Regions from separate parts of the Homo sapiens genome. Here region 2 is linked to region 1. The links are chromatin contacts, found by Hi-C or POLR2A ChIA-PET in ENCODE. All regions are on one chromosome and are shown on one strand. Each heading gives the region's core, a stretch centred on a gene start or an enhancer-like site at or near the end of the contact. The rest is flanking DNA. Distances are from core to core; before and after follow the strand shown.

Evidence for each region. A loop is a pair of places that touch in the nucleus more often than their neighbours do. ChIA-PET counts read pairs that join two places held with the same protein, here RNA polymerase II (POLR2A). Pooled maps may share reads with other maps.
Region 2: a loop to region 1 is called in a map of dorsolateral prefrontal cortex, with 3 times the contacts of the local background. The contact joins two enhancer-like sites. A Hi-C loop is called at or near these places in 2 of 168 maps with a recorded cell type or tissue (dorsolateral prefrontal cortex and ovary) and 2 of 50 pooled maps. POLR2A ChIA-PET finds 5 or more read pairs at or near these places in 1 of 52 experiments (OCI-LY7).

What each region holds. Positions count from the first base shown.
Region 1 is chr5:124,125,331-124,132,786 of GRCh38, reverse strand. All of the region lies in intron 4 of LINC01170 (long intergenic non-protein coding RNA 1170), which reads left to right. It overlaps LOC101927397 (a long non-coding RNA gene), which reads left to right. Exons shown (of 4, transcript XR_246575.3): 4 at 789-1,593. Among named protein-coding and RNA genes, the nearest start is that of LINC01170, 310 kb to the left of the region's middle. Within about 2 kb of position 4,731, at least 4 of the 41 ENCODE cell types and tissues checked have a DNase peak (open chromatin) inside an H3K27ac peak, as active enhancers do; they include dorsolateral prefrontal cortex, where a contact is called at or near this core.
Region 2 is chr5:124,158,072-124,165,527 of GRCh38, reverse strand. The region is part of intron 4 of LINC01170 (long intergenic non-protein coding RNA 1170); the gene reads left to right. Among named protein-coding and RNA genes, the nearest start is that of LINC01170, 280 kb to the left of the region's middle. Within about 2 kb of position 2,592, at least 5 of the 41 ENCODE cell types and tissues checked have a DNase peak (open chromatin) inside an H3K27ac peak, as active enhancers do; they include dorsolateral prefrontal cortex, where a contact is called at or near this core.

The DNA of each region.
Region 1 (7,456 bases), core at 3,482-5,981:
TGGCTTCCACATCCAGTGGTGACTTGAGTGGAAAAAGAAAAAAAAGAGCTCCTATGCCTGCTGGCAGATGCTACTGATGGGACTATGAGCAATTAGAGGAGGTTTCACATTTACTCACAACTTGGAATTTCTAAGCAAATTTTCACAACGCAAGGCAGCCGTACATTCTGTGTACCTAACACTTTGTGCTTTCTCATCTTGCTTGATCATTCAGGAAGCAGGTGGTCCATTCTTTTGGCTCTAAATATTTTGCATGTGAAGGGCATAGGTAGGTGCACCACTTTGGAGATTGTTAGCTGTGTCTGGTTCCGGGTGTCAGTTAGGCACAAATTAGTAAGGCTGGAGGGGTTAAGAGTTGCAGAGAAGTCTGACGTGATGGATAAGTTAAGGAAGAGTCCTAAGAGGCCAGAAGTGATAGAGCCCTAAAAACCAGAATGGGCTGGTCATGGCATGGCAGAAGCTGACTTATTTTTTATCTCATACAGAATGGGTGTCTACTAGTTCAGTCTGTGCTTATTTATTAACAAAATTATTCACAGCAATTCTCAGAGTCCTTCATCAAATTCAGTCTGCTCTTGAATATTCAGAAGAGATTCTTTCTGAATAATGCACAATAACTTTCTTTTTTTTTCCGAGAGGCTCCAATGTGTCCACGCTTCTTTTTTCCCCCTTATTTTAGTTTAATATAGGGTTTTCTCAGATTTTTTTCCTATAATAGTTTACTATTTTCCTAAATCTTTCCATTTTGTCATCAAATTCAACTATTTCTCACCTCATTCATCTTACAGGTTGTTAATAAATATACCAGAGAATAATGGTCCTGCTATTGATGGATCCCAAGGGAGAATTCCTATTAATCACTTCAATCTTAGGGTGAGCCATTTATTCTTACTCTTTGTATTTTCCCCATTAATGAATGATTCCCCTTTCCATGTGCAGTTTTAAGTATTCACACTGTAGTAGTTTATTTTTATTATCTTCTTAGCATTTCTCATGAAACAGAGATCCCATAATTGATGTGTATCTTGGACTCTGAAACTCTGCCTGTGTATAATGAAGGGATTGGCCTGGATGACCTCCTTCCTCTATCATTCTAGAATCTCTCTTTGTCCCAACTTGAAACCAAACAGGTGCCAGGGTCTGTCGCAGAGAAGAATAATTAGCACATCCATTAACATGGGCCCTGTTAACACATCCAGTGTTGACTCTAATTACTGGTAGATTTTAACTGAGCTCTGCTGTCTATAAGTGACTGTTAGCAAATGATAGTATATTTGATTTGACATACATCATACGTACTGAATAGTAAGCTTCAGTCAACTTTTACACAAGTACTCGTAAAGAAGCTGAAGATTTTAAGCTAACAGATTAAAAGTGGGAACAAATGATATAAGTGCAAGAGCATGAAATTAAAGCAATTATTGTTGTTTTTGATGCTTCAAAATGTGGGATTTATATGTAGTCCTTTACTTTTTATAGTGTTTATGAAAGTGGTTCAATGTGTCTTCTTTTAAGAGATCATATATCCTAGTATTAGTAACATGAATCTATAGGCTTGTCAAATATATATGTTAATAAAAAAATTTAAAACCACTTTTTCTGCATCAATTCCAGAAAGTATATGTACATTTCTGCCATCACACGAAATCCGATTGTTGCCAGATGGCACAATCGGGTTCCGTGTGATGGCAATGCCATGCGTCTCCCCTGCAGAGAGGCTGCTGCTTGCTGAGCCCTGGTGTGATAAGGGGCATAAATCACAAATCGTGTCACCCTGGCCAAGAAACAAGACATCTCTCAGTACTACCTCCCATAAGCAGATGCCACAGAGACTGCCAGATTCAAAGTCACTCTTGCCCTCTATCTGAAACAGCAACCCTTTGAAGAGAGCCCCTGGTCCCATGTGTGTTTGCAGCTCCCTATTTATAATCTGCAGGTTATTCTAGCAACTAACAATATCATTTTGGTAGTTACTAAGAGTAATAAAGCACCCTCTCTGTCGTGATCTGCCTATTTTATGACACTGGCTGGCTGGTGTCTCATAGTTTAATTACTTTAAGTCAATCATGTACATTGTTATGTTGATACTACTATTACTACCAATAAGAAGCCTCAAGTATTGAGGCCTATGGGCTAAGGCACCATACGTTATTTCAATATTCCTAACAACCTTACAAGCAAAGTATTGTTATTACCATTACATGAACTTGAGTGCAATGAGGCACAAGAATGTTAAAGTTTGAATGTTAGCCCTTGGTGGGGCAGGGCCTGGAACTCCAGCCAGTTTGATTCCAGCTCCAGGTATTTGACTCTGTACCAAACTACTTGGGGCTTTTAGAAAAAAATCCTTGTAAGAAAAGGTGAATTACAACACATAATAGTATTTACATTCTTCCTTTCTTAAAGTATCATTAGAAAAACTTGATCATTTTTCATAAAAGACTTTAAAAAATAGATTGCCAACTCTCTTGCATTGTTAAACAGAGACTCTTCAGGGCCATCCCAGAAAGAGCATCACATTTTCTGGAGAAACCTGGGCTTTGGAACCAGCCAAATCAGGGCTTTAAAGCTGAGCTTATTGACTTACCAGTTGTGTGACCCTGAGCAAAGATTTAACCTCTTGGAACCTCAATTCACTCATCTGTGGAAAATGAAAACAAACAATACTGACAACTTTGTGGCACTATTCTGATGAAGAAGTGAGATGATGTGTGTCAAGTACCAAGACGAAAATAGCAATTATGCTCCATTATTGTGAGTCTGAGATACAGTGATTATTTCCTTTTGCCTTATGGATTCTTTTGCTTTGAGAAAGCAAGAGAAAGAAAGAATGGATTTAAGTGTTCTAGTGTGAGAACCGGTCAGAATGAAATAGATGGTTGCTGTTTGTTGTGAGCAGTCTGCAAAGTGAGAGCAGCACCCAGAAAGCAGGCGGGACGGACCGTGGCATCCAACGCCCCTTCAGCCTCAGAATAGTTTGCTCTGCATAAAGCCAGCCGAGAGATGTCTATCCTAGGCATTCGGGGCCTTGGGATCCCCCAGCTAGTCTATCTGAACACTGCTGGTCCCAGGAACCCCTCACAGTGGCAGGTCTGAGCTGGAGAGAAGGGCCAGGGACTTAGGGGATGTGATCAGAGGTCCTGCAGCAAGTCAAGTTCAGGGTAGTGATGCACTTCTGGGTCCACTGGGTCACCTGTGCCTACTCCTGCTGTTCAAATAGGGGATGGTGACTTTTCAAGTTTCATAGTTCAGAAAGTATATCAGAAGGGAGGCTTAGGGGCCAGTCTTAGTGTTTCTGTGATCTAGCTGTGCGACCTGGGTTAAGTAGCTGTGCCTCACTTTTCTATTCTATAAAATGGGCATAGCAAGACCCATGCACTGTTCTGTGGAGAGAATAAATGTGAGAATGATCATAAATGCACTCCAAAAGTTTAACACTGCTGAAACACTGCTCACCTTTTTGTCATCCATACTCCACCTGATCCATTAAATATGTTGTAATGTAGTTCATTGTTATTATGATATCATCAACTATTTTACAGGATAGAGAATAGGGACAAAAGAAATTAAGTGATTTGCTCAGGGTTGCATGGCAAGTCGATGCAGGGAGGGTTTCTGGCCTTGGAGGCTGTGCCTGCTCTTGCCAGAGCATGGAGACCCTCCTGAAGCCGGCCTTGCACACTTAGTCAGCTGGCATGCTCCATGTGCATCTTCCTGGAGCATGTGGTCTCTTGGTGCTGCTCATGGAAGCAGTTGCCTTGCACAGATGTCTGAGAACTCTCGCTGTGGGTCTCACTCTGGATCCTTGTGCAGTAACCCTCCCCTAATCTTTCCCATAAATAATGATGAGCCAGACCCTGACTTTCTCTTTGACTGGCCCATCTCCCCAGTTACTCCCTCTTCCCTATAGTGCACAAACTATGAAAAATTACAGTTCATTCACACTTTAGGCCCTGGGTAGCTGAATCCAGTGCCTTCAACACTTAGCCCTCTTTGTTCCTCCACCGCAACCCAACCTGCCTGCACCCTCTTTGTGTGTATATGTGTGTTTGTGTGTTTCTATTTAACTAATAAACTTTATGCTTTAGAGCTGTTTTACGTTCATGGCAAAACTGAGTGGAAAGTACAGAGAGTTGCACATATCCCCTGTTCCACACACCACCTTCTTTTTTGAAGCTATGATAACAATGCAACTTTCCTAACGGGCGCTTTGTACATGGAAGGCTCCTTCCCAATTGAACTGCCATAGCACAATGCAGTAAAGACTCTGTAACAATAGCTGATGTACTGCACATTACAATTCTAATCATATATTTTATTGGAAGCTGTATACCTCTTAGAGCCAGCATTTCATTTGCCTCCTTTGCCTTATAGAAACACTGCTGCTGTGACAACGGGCAGCAGTAAAGCTAATGGTCTTTTCCAAATTCCTTCTTAGATTCAAAGGGAGAAAAAGTGTGAAGGAGAGGGAAAGAAAAAAATCACACAGTCATTTCCAGCTATTTGTGTTAAAATACAAAGAAAACAGGGCACATTCAAAAATGGTATGCCGGGAAGCCTCCATTAATATTTATTTTGGCATTAATATTGATAAGAAAGTACTTTGTAGCTGGGCTTTGTTGCCTACCCCAGTATCCTCAAGCTCCCTGTTATTCAAGCTGGTGGCCATTAGCTTGCGTCTTCCTCTGTACCCAGAGCCTCTGAGAGACTTGGCGGGCCTCCAGCTCACTTACGCTTAAATGGACACTCAAGCTCCGACGGACACACAGCTAAATAGAGGCCAATAATTCAATACAGTATGACTGTACTGGGGCTGCTAGTAAATCCATCAAGCAGTAAATATCATCTGAAGCCAATGCAAGCTTTTATCTTTCCAATTTTTTTGTATGTCTGAGCGAAGCCCAGGCATTCAGCGAATCATGTAATTTATTCTGCAGTGCCGAGCCTGGGCTGTCTCAGACATCATATTGACTTTTTTTTTCTCCCATCTGTCAGGGGCAGTCAGCAGCTCTGCTATTGTGAGAGCGCATCACATTACATCTATTTATTTATTTATTTCCGCTGCTTCTTTGTAGCATGATTGGGCAAGAACGCATTATCTCAGATCAGCGAATACTAAGAAAAGCATCTGAACATCATTACGACAGCATGTTAAACATTTGTCCTACCCAGTTTGTTAAATCAGCAAATGTATTTCCAGCAAATGCTTGTAATTGTTCATAAAGGGCTCCCTACTGCAGGGTTTTACTAAGCTGAAAATATGGCCTGTTATTTTCTTCAGCTCTTTAGGTCAGCGGTGATTCCAATATATTGTAAATAATGCTGAACAGCTGGTGTACTGACTTGGTGTGTGTGTGTGTGTGTGTGTGTGTGTGTGTGTGCGCCTCTGTCTGCATATGCATGTGTCTGCACACAACCACACACCTGGCTATAGCTCTGCATGTTGCACACATATTTTGTGCACATGTAAATGATTGTATAGGTCAATGCGGTATAAAGTACTGTATATGGCCAGGCAGGCCCAACACTTTGGGAGGCTGGGGTGGGAGGATTGCTTGAAGCCAGCAGTTCAAGACCAGTCTGGGCAAGAAAGTGAGACCCCTGTCTCTACAAAAAATAATGTAAAAAACGTAATTAGCCGAGTGTGGTGGTGTGTGCCTGTAGTTGTAGCTATTCAGGAGACTGAGGTGGGAGGATCCCTTGAGACCAAGAGTTTGAAGCTGCAGTAAACTATGATCGTATCACTGCATTTCAGCTTGGGTGACAGAGCGAGACCCCATCTAAAAAAAAAAAAAAAACAGTGCTGAATATTAACTTCACAAAGTTAATGATTAGGTTATGGTTTACAATGGTTAGAGAATGTCCTGCTTCCTAATCAATCAAAATTTAGCCTGAGAACAAAGCTCTTTTGGTTACAGTTGCTGTCTTCTTGAAAACTTAAAAAGTGTAGCTCCTAAATTTAAATGTTATTTATGATTCTCTTGCTCTTCTTCCTGTATAAACTTCAAATCGAAGAGACAAATAGGAGGAAGCCCCTCTTTTCACAGTGGGGTTTGAGACTGCTACTGCTGGACAGAGCCATCAGACATCTACTGATTGGATGATGACACCCCAAGTAAGATGCTTCCCCCTAGGATACCCCCCAAAGCAACTAACTCTTTCTCAAAAGCCAGGTGTGCTTCTGAGACTCATCCTGATTGACTTGATTCCATTTGAATTTGATTCATGTCCTACTCTAGATGCATGCATCAAAGAAAAGTGTTTTAGAAGTTTCTTGATTTTCTTTAATAGGCATCATAAATGTACTTCACAGAAACACCAATGCAGGATATGCAAATGGAGCCGGACTTAGAGTCAGCCATGTTGTTTGCCCAACTTCTCTTTACAAACAATGTTTAAAACCAAAAAATCCCACACCTTTTTATAAATGACTGTAAGTAAGGCCGTTGATATTTTGAGAAGCAGTGAAATCGACATTGTTTTAAGAACTTGGCTCTTCTGTATACGTATGATCAATTTTTAAAAATGGCATCCTATTCCTTTGGATAACTGCATTCATTGAAAAAATACTTGTGGTTTGTACTTGATAAAGAATATCTTTCTATGGACTGATTGTGAAAAATGACTTTGTATTTTATACTCCATTATTAGTGTCACCACCTTAGAAAATATCAAATTGGCTTTCCCATCTACATCTGACCAGGAGAATCTGGGTAAACATGAGTTTTATTCTAAGATTGGATAGAATTATGGCTCACATCCTTGGGTGCATAGTTGGGCACACTCTCCCTCTCCACACAGCAGAGAGCATCAATGCATATGTTTAATTTCCCTTTATTAACCTCCAGTTAGAAAGTCCTGCACAGTACATGCGGCTTTTAGTATTCCAAAGAGCAGACACACTGTCTTTCTAAAAAAGCATATTAAAAGGCAACTCACTGAGTCATTTTCTAACACCTGAGAGCAATTAATGTAAGCAGAGACAGGAAACATCATCAATTATTTAAAATAAAATGAATATGTAATGCTGACCTTCTCCAACTGCCATCAGTTTTATACTTACACCTGAATCAACTCAGGGGAACATGAAACCCACAAGGCACTTCACACTGCAATCTGCAGAGAGGCAGGCGCTGGTCACAGGGAAAGCTGCCTGGCTGGCTATGTTCACCCCTGAGAGGGAGGTGGAGAAGCCCCCGATACCTGATGAGGGAAAACGGATCCTCCAGCTCCCTGAGTGCATCACCACCTGGGACCAGCAACTTTATGTACAAACACTCCTGGCCCACCAGTCTTTCCCAAATATTTTCACTTGTTTCCAAATTATTTTATATTCCTACCATCTTAAGGAGGAGGGCTAAAATTTCTGTTATTTTATATTTCTGATATAAGTATATATATGGGCAGTGTGTGTGTGTGTGTGTGCGCGTATCCTATGTCTGTTTATTTGTTAATA
Region 2 (7,456 bases), core at 1,343-3,842, 35 kb before region 1:
ATTTTTCCTCTATCAATAAAATATAATATGTACCCTACATACTAGATAGAATTAAATTTTATCATAAAAACCAAGAAAAATTATTCAAATGAACTTACAGCTCAAATAATTTCAATAAAATAACATTTTTATTGAATGACAAATGATTAAAGTCTAGGTATTAACTTATTTGTTCAAACATTTATTGACTACCTATAACATTTCTGATTTATATGCTTTTCCACTTCTAAGTATCTTTGGTATTTTCATAACATAATGAAACACATAAGCTACATTATAAATGGTAGCTTATATAGAAAAGTGGTTACATTTTTTGGTGTGTTTTGGTATACACAATGCAATATGAAGCTATGTATAATTAAGCCATACTCAATATTGAAGCATTATTGAATATTCAATATTACACTTAATATTTACCTCTATATAACCTAACTAGAGGACGCTGGGGTCAGAGCCCACTGGCACATGAACCACCACTTGTAACATTCTTTTCACAGTATGTTCAGTCTTCCATTTTGTTTCAGTACCATTCATTATAGCAGAGCAAAAATGTACAATTTGGTGTCTGAGTGTCTTTGAAAAATAATTATTCAGACAAACAAATGTAATATTACTGGTTTGGGTTTGCTTCTGTATGGTTTGGATTGTAATTTTTCAATTAGAACCTCAATGAAATAATCATCATTCAATTATAGTTTATCTCCCTACTTGCTCTTCTCATCTTCAGATCCCATCATCTGAGGCTCTGAATCATCCAGGACAAAACAGGAGCACCCATGCTGGGCTGCTTTTGTGCTACATGAGACTCCAACATCATTCTCCTTATTGGAAGGGACTCTCCAGGAGCTTCCTTTTGTCCTTAGAAAGATGTCAAACTCCTTGGCTTGTCAGCCCCTCTGAAGAGTGGCCCCTCTCTTACCTGTGACCTTCTTTGGCCCACCCTGCTCCCCCTGGGCTCAGCACTCCAGTTGCTCAGGTCTTCTCTCTGATCCCAGAGGCTGCCAGGCTCATCTTGTGTTTTCATCTTTAGAATGTTCTTCCTCAGATCTTCACAAAGCTAGATCTTCCTTATCATTCCAATCTCAGCTTAAATACTACTACTTAGCAAGACCGTTCTTAAAATCTCTTATGATGTGGCCCCTCTTCTTATCCTTTATGGTGCTACCTGTGGGTTTTTATTTTCTACATTGAATTCTTACTCTTATCTGATTTCCTGTTAGTTTACTTCTACATTTTCTGTTAGACCATAAGCAGGGCTGTGCATTGCCCAACTCCAGGCAGACCCCTCACATTGTTGTCTATGTGGATGTTGTTCCTGGAGTGAGACAGGGTAAACCTGCCAGCCTCACACAGTGAGCTTGGTAACAGAAGCTCCTGGTAAATGCTGTTATTCCTAGTACCTAAAACAGTGCCTGACACACAGCAGGTGCTCCAAATATATTGCTAGAAAATGAACTCTTAAATTTAATGGTTTCTAGAGGCCTAGGGGAGCTAGAGAATGTATTTTAGCTGTAATCTTTTCCATTTCTATTGCTCTGGTGTGTTCCTCCAAAGAAAACCTATATTTAAAATAGTAAATATGACTAAATTTCTGATATAAATTACAAAGAAAGGAATCAATCATTTACCTGAATTGCTTAAGAAATTGCTTAAGGCTAATATGCTCATGTTACTGATAGTTTAATTTTAATGATTATAGGAAGAATTTTTTAAAAATCTTTTTCATTAACATTTGTATTTGTATATTAATCATAAATAACTAATGTGCTACCAGTATGGGATATTACCCATCTCTATAAATCTTTTGGGATAAGACCACTTTGCTAGGTAGATTAGATTTCACAATAATTTATATGAGTCTTTGAACTGAAAAATATTCCTCATTCTCAAACATTAAATATGCTGATGAGAAGTCATAACACATTTTATTTAAAAGGAAATATAACATTTTCTTCCAAAAATTCAAGCAAACGCAATCATATAGATAAATGAAGAAAATCTGAATTTGTGAACTAAAAATTAAGATGACCAGGATTATAAAATTTAAAATAGATTCTCCATCATATATCATACATTTATTCAGTTTTAGTATAAAGATCCTGCATAGGAAGTATTTAAACACTGCAGGGTTAGGTTTTCCTCACTGTGACTCATCTTTGGACTCAAGGATGAATGTACACGAGAGCTTTGGTCAGATTAGGTGAACGTGGTCTATTTGATTAGTAATTGATCCTGCGTGCATGTCACATTCCCTGGAATTGATAACAACCACAAAAAAGCCAACCCCTTTGCCTTCAAACCCACCTATGAAATAAAAATGCTGCAGCTAGTGTGTTTTTTAAAAATAGACATTTTATTACACTGCAGCGTTTCCTCCTTTTTCTCTGTGGTATCATTTGAAGTCTGTTTTTTAAAACAGAAGTTGAACAAATGAATCCTTCTGTCCTCACTTTCAGTTGTCAGCAGTGCTTCAGTGTGAGATGAAATAAATTGCCAAGCCCTTTCATCTTCTATAATCAGCTCTGCACAGCTGAGTACACCCACAGCCCTGCATGCCGCCTCTGCCAGCGCTGATTCTATGTGGAACAGGAAGTCTTTGTTAGTGCCACATTTCCAACGCTCTACACAGGAGTGGGTTTATTTTGCTTCCCTCCTTCCTTTCTTGCTCCCTTGCCTCTTCCACCTCCTTTCTCCCTGCCTGCACAGCTGACGTGCAGTTCATTTCCTGTAGGAAAGAAGTTTGGGGGGATTGACATTATTTTTTTTAAAAAGATATGTCTGAGGTAGGTTTTTTCCATCCTGCAACACAATCATGCGTATCATTCCTTTAGTCATGTACAAATTGATGAGCATTACAAATGGGAAGTTATTTGGAGAAGTCCTAAACAATGCCTTTACTAGGTCAAGATGTTATTTTATTTTGTTTTGCTTTATTTTATTTTACTTATTTTATTTTATTTTTTAGAGACAGAGTCTCACTCTGTCACCCAGGCTGGAGTGCAGCGGTGCGATCTTGGCTCAGTCTCCCAAGTAGCTGGGATTACAGGCTCATGCCACCACTCGTGGCTAATTTTTGTATTTTTACAAAATTTCACCATGTTGGCCAGGCTAGTCTCCATTTCCTGGCCTCATGTGATCCGCTCGCCTTGGCCTCCCAAAATGCTGGGATTACAGGTGTGAGCCACCATGCCTGGCCCAAATGCTTTATTTTTAAAAGCAGAGAAGCAGCACATTTATAACACCAAGGATATCCACAGAGATTTACTTATCACATTCCAGGTTTTATATTTCTAGCACCCAAACTACGTGGACTTCTATTAGGGAACAAAGCAGGGCATAACAGGTTGGTGTAGGGGCTACAAACAAATATCTGCTAGTTATTGCTAGTTTTCATTGTTCTTGTTTTCTGCCATGAACCCGAGTTCCTTTCAAGATCGTCCTTCCTTTAGTCCATGTACTTCTGGTGGGGCTACCAGTCCCTGATTTCTCCTTTTCTGCATCTTCTTCCTCCTTATCCCCACTACCATCATTCTGCTCTTCATCATAGTTGTCAGCACGGTGGTTATTAGGTGTCAGGTGCTAGTCTTAATGCCTTACATGTATAAACTCAGTTTAATCCGTTTGGCACAGTTTGGCTAAATGATTTGCCTAATGTCACGCAGCTAGTTAAGTGGTGAAAGTGAGATCCAAACCTGGGTATTGTGTCTCCAGACTTCTGTTCTTATCTAGTTCACAATAGTGCTGCTCTAAGGGTGGGCAGATGACTTACTTGTACCCTACCTGCCTGGAAACAAAGATTAGTCCAAGGCTGGGCACATGGTCCAAGAGAAGGGAGATGGTATGGGTAGAAGTTGCACATTTTGTCTTTCTGCAGGCGTTACAAAGCTAGCAGGATGGGACTCTGGGGCTGTTAGGGGACATCATACCCGTCGTGTGCAGAGATGGAGCCTTGATACTTACTGAGTTCTGTCTGGTCCAGCTGCTCCTGAATGCAGTTTATCCAGAATTTTTTTTTTTTTTTGTAATGTGAGCCAGTAAGTTCTCTTTGTTTGCTCAAGCCAGCTACCTTGGAATGTCTACCACTGTTAGAAGAAGGGTTATCGAGTGACAGAGGAAAAAAGCAAAATGTCAACAATTCCCAAAGAATGCCAGATGTCCCCCATCTACCTGTGCCTACCGTAGCCCACCACTCCCCTCCCCCAGGGCCCTATCCAAATGCAATTAGCCCTGTAAAAATGATAGTGTCTACTCAGTTAAGCCACTGGCTTTTTATACATAAAAAACAAACCCATTTTAAGATGAGAGGATATGCTGGCTTGGAAGTGTGTATTGATCTTTTAAGGCTGAATTTATAAACTCAAATTCTGTCTCAAGTGGGAAAGGACTAGAAATGAATTATTGTTTTCCAGCCACTTTCTGGTGAGAAGGATCGGTAACACTTGGAAACCAATTATAACAGTAACAGACCAGAAAAGTAATTCCTGGGGAATGTCTTTCTCTGGGGTGCTGCTGAACACCAACAGAAGGAAAGTTATTTCTTCTTAAGATTCAAATTAGCTCTTTCCTCAAGACTAAGTTCTTTAGGAACTTGTGATATAAGGAAAGTATATAAGTTGGAAGTACAAAGTCATCATTTCCTCTTAGAGTGGTCCTGTAGTGTGCTCCCAGGTGGTTTTATGAAGACCAAGTTGATGGCCATTTGCCTGAGGTTTGCAGAATTGCCTTGTTTTATGGAAGGAGATTGTGTTGTATTTATCCTGTAAGCCTAGCACCAAACACAGTGCCTTTCACATTACAACAGCTGACATTTATCAAGCACTCTTACATCAAAACTTTTTAAAGAAGCTCATGCACTTTTTTTTAAACTTACTTTGTCTGATGATATGGGTACTGTAACGACCAGCATCCCTATTTTACAGATAAGGAAACTGAGGCACAGAGTTGTTAAGTAACTTTGGCAATCAACCAGGTACCAAGTGGGTGAAGCAAGGGTCTGAGCAGGCAGTTAGGTCCTGAGGCCATATTGTTAACCATTGTGCTATACTGACTTCTCTTGTAGAAGGTGCCTAATGCATATTTCTTGACTGGAACTGAAACTGTTGAATTTCCCATGTGGCCCAGCTAGCAAGAAAACAGGCTTTTTATGTTGTAAAAAAATAAATAGCTACTCCGAGTTAAAAGAGCCAGCCACAATCAAAATTCCTTCATTTTCCTGAGGCTTTGATTACCCCAAGATAATTCTAGTCTGTAGAATCACTTTGCTGTCATCAGCATACATAATTAAATATTTAGTAGGAAAATTAATATATTTAAATTTGTTTAAAATTAAGCTGACCACTAATAGCTCTGCTTATCAGTAGAAACTTTATATTTTTATAGGACAACTTAAGAACATTTTAATGGCCAATAAAATTGCTCCCTAGATCCTAGCAGTTTTCAGATTCCAAAATTGTAGCTGAAGATACTGTTAGTCATTCCTAAATTACTAACTGCTCATTACTGACTTCTAAATTGTCTCGTTTATCTTTACATTTGAGAAAAATAAAAAAATATGACTTCCCTAGAGGTAGATTACATACAAGGTAGATATACTTTATAAACTTATGTATACATTTAAGACATAGGTTGCTATAGAATAAAAACACACTGCACTATCTTTGTATAAATACATCTGAATATAACTAAGTCTATGTATTATCTAATTTGGGGAGAAGGGATCAAAAGATCATACCATTATAAAGTTGATTACAATAATGGTATGATTCAATTGTTTCCATAAATAAATGGATTTTTTTACCAAGTTTAAAAAATACTTACATTAATTTCTATTTTATTTACTTTCTGTGCATTATATATTTAGGGACAGATGTTTAATTATGCATTTCTGCCACTAAAATGTCTACAGTAGTAGACTTTTGAATAGATCTGATCACTTGGAGATTAGACATCAATTAAGACTATTTAACTCAAGTTATTTCATCAAAAACTTTCTAGCTATAAGTAAAAATGAAAGAAGGGCAAAAAACCACAGTGATTGTAAAAAGATGTGTGGCCGCTACATATAAATATAAAGTACTATATTTTGAACTCTCAGGATGGAGAGGATGATGATCTTGAATCATGCTTTTCAAATACATTTAAATATACTGAAGACACTGTGCAGATCTGGGCTTCTGATCTAGGTAAATCCTGGCTGAAACTGGGTAACTCTAACATCCTCTTTGGGAACTATTTCTATGACTTTTTAAAAGCAGACGAAATACACCTTATTTTATCTAGCTAAATGTATTTACTCTGAAAATTCCATGATCATTTTTATGACCTCTTTAAATTCAGTCAACTAAATAATATCAAATGCCAATTCTGTGCAAGGTAATGTGCTTTGTGCTGTGGAAGATACAAAGATAATCAGTCATGGACTTTGTCTTTCAGTTTAATTAAGGGGGACAGACAGGCAATAACTTCATCATGAAATGTGTATGTGCTATGAAAGAGTTGCAAAGTCTATAAGGAACAAAGCAGAGGCTTCAAGAAAATAATTCTGATAGAGTGAAGGCAGGGTGGCTTCAGGGAAGTAGCAGTATTTGAGGTAGACAGAAAGACTTTGACATGGAAAGAGGTGGTGGGGAGGACTTCCCATGAATGTGATCTCTTTTCACCTGAACCCCAATAATCTAGAGATGAGGAGGGGGTACATAATGTACAAATTAAGAGTCCAGTCTAATGTGGAGGGCTCATACAGCAACAATTTCTATTTGTGTGACCTTAATTCCAACATCTACTAATTGGCTACTTCCTATGATTTCTTTAAATCACAATAAATACACATTATTTTATTCTGCTTACTAATGTTGTTTCTAAGCCTCCTCTTCTCATGTACAGTTGAAGGTGAAGTATCACACAGAAACAGCCTGCCACTATTAACTCATGGTTTAGGCCTTGCACTCACACCAAAAGCTGGCTCACCATTCTGTGCAGACTTGACTTGGCAAGGCGGGGCAACATAAATTTCCAAATGTCAGGTTGAGACCCTCACACCTAGGGACTCCAGCAGGACACAGTTTAGACTGTGCTTAGGCTCCCAAGTCCAGGGTTATTCCCTTAAAACTCACCAACTATCCTCTCCTACCTGACTCTGGTATACTAGTGAGTCAGTGGATGAAGAGATACTGGGGGAACCTACCATATACCCAAAGGAAGGGCACATTGAACCCAATCTGTTTTCTCCTTGTGCTGATGATATGTTCCATTTAAAACAATACATTGTATTCTGTTGTTTTTTTAGACCTAGCCTTTGTCTTTTTGTAGCATCTACACTATCAGTCGCTTAGCCCAGTGAGCTCAAAGTTTGTATTTACCCTATAGCTGTTGATGTACAGACATAAATGCCTATTAGGTTATCATAGTGCTAATTTTGTTTCTTATGATTGAGAAATTTTAGGTATAAAAATATAAG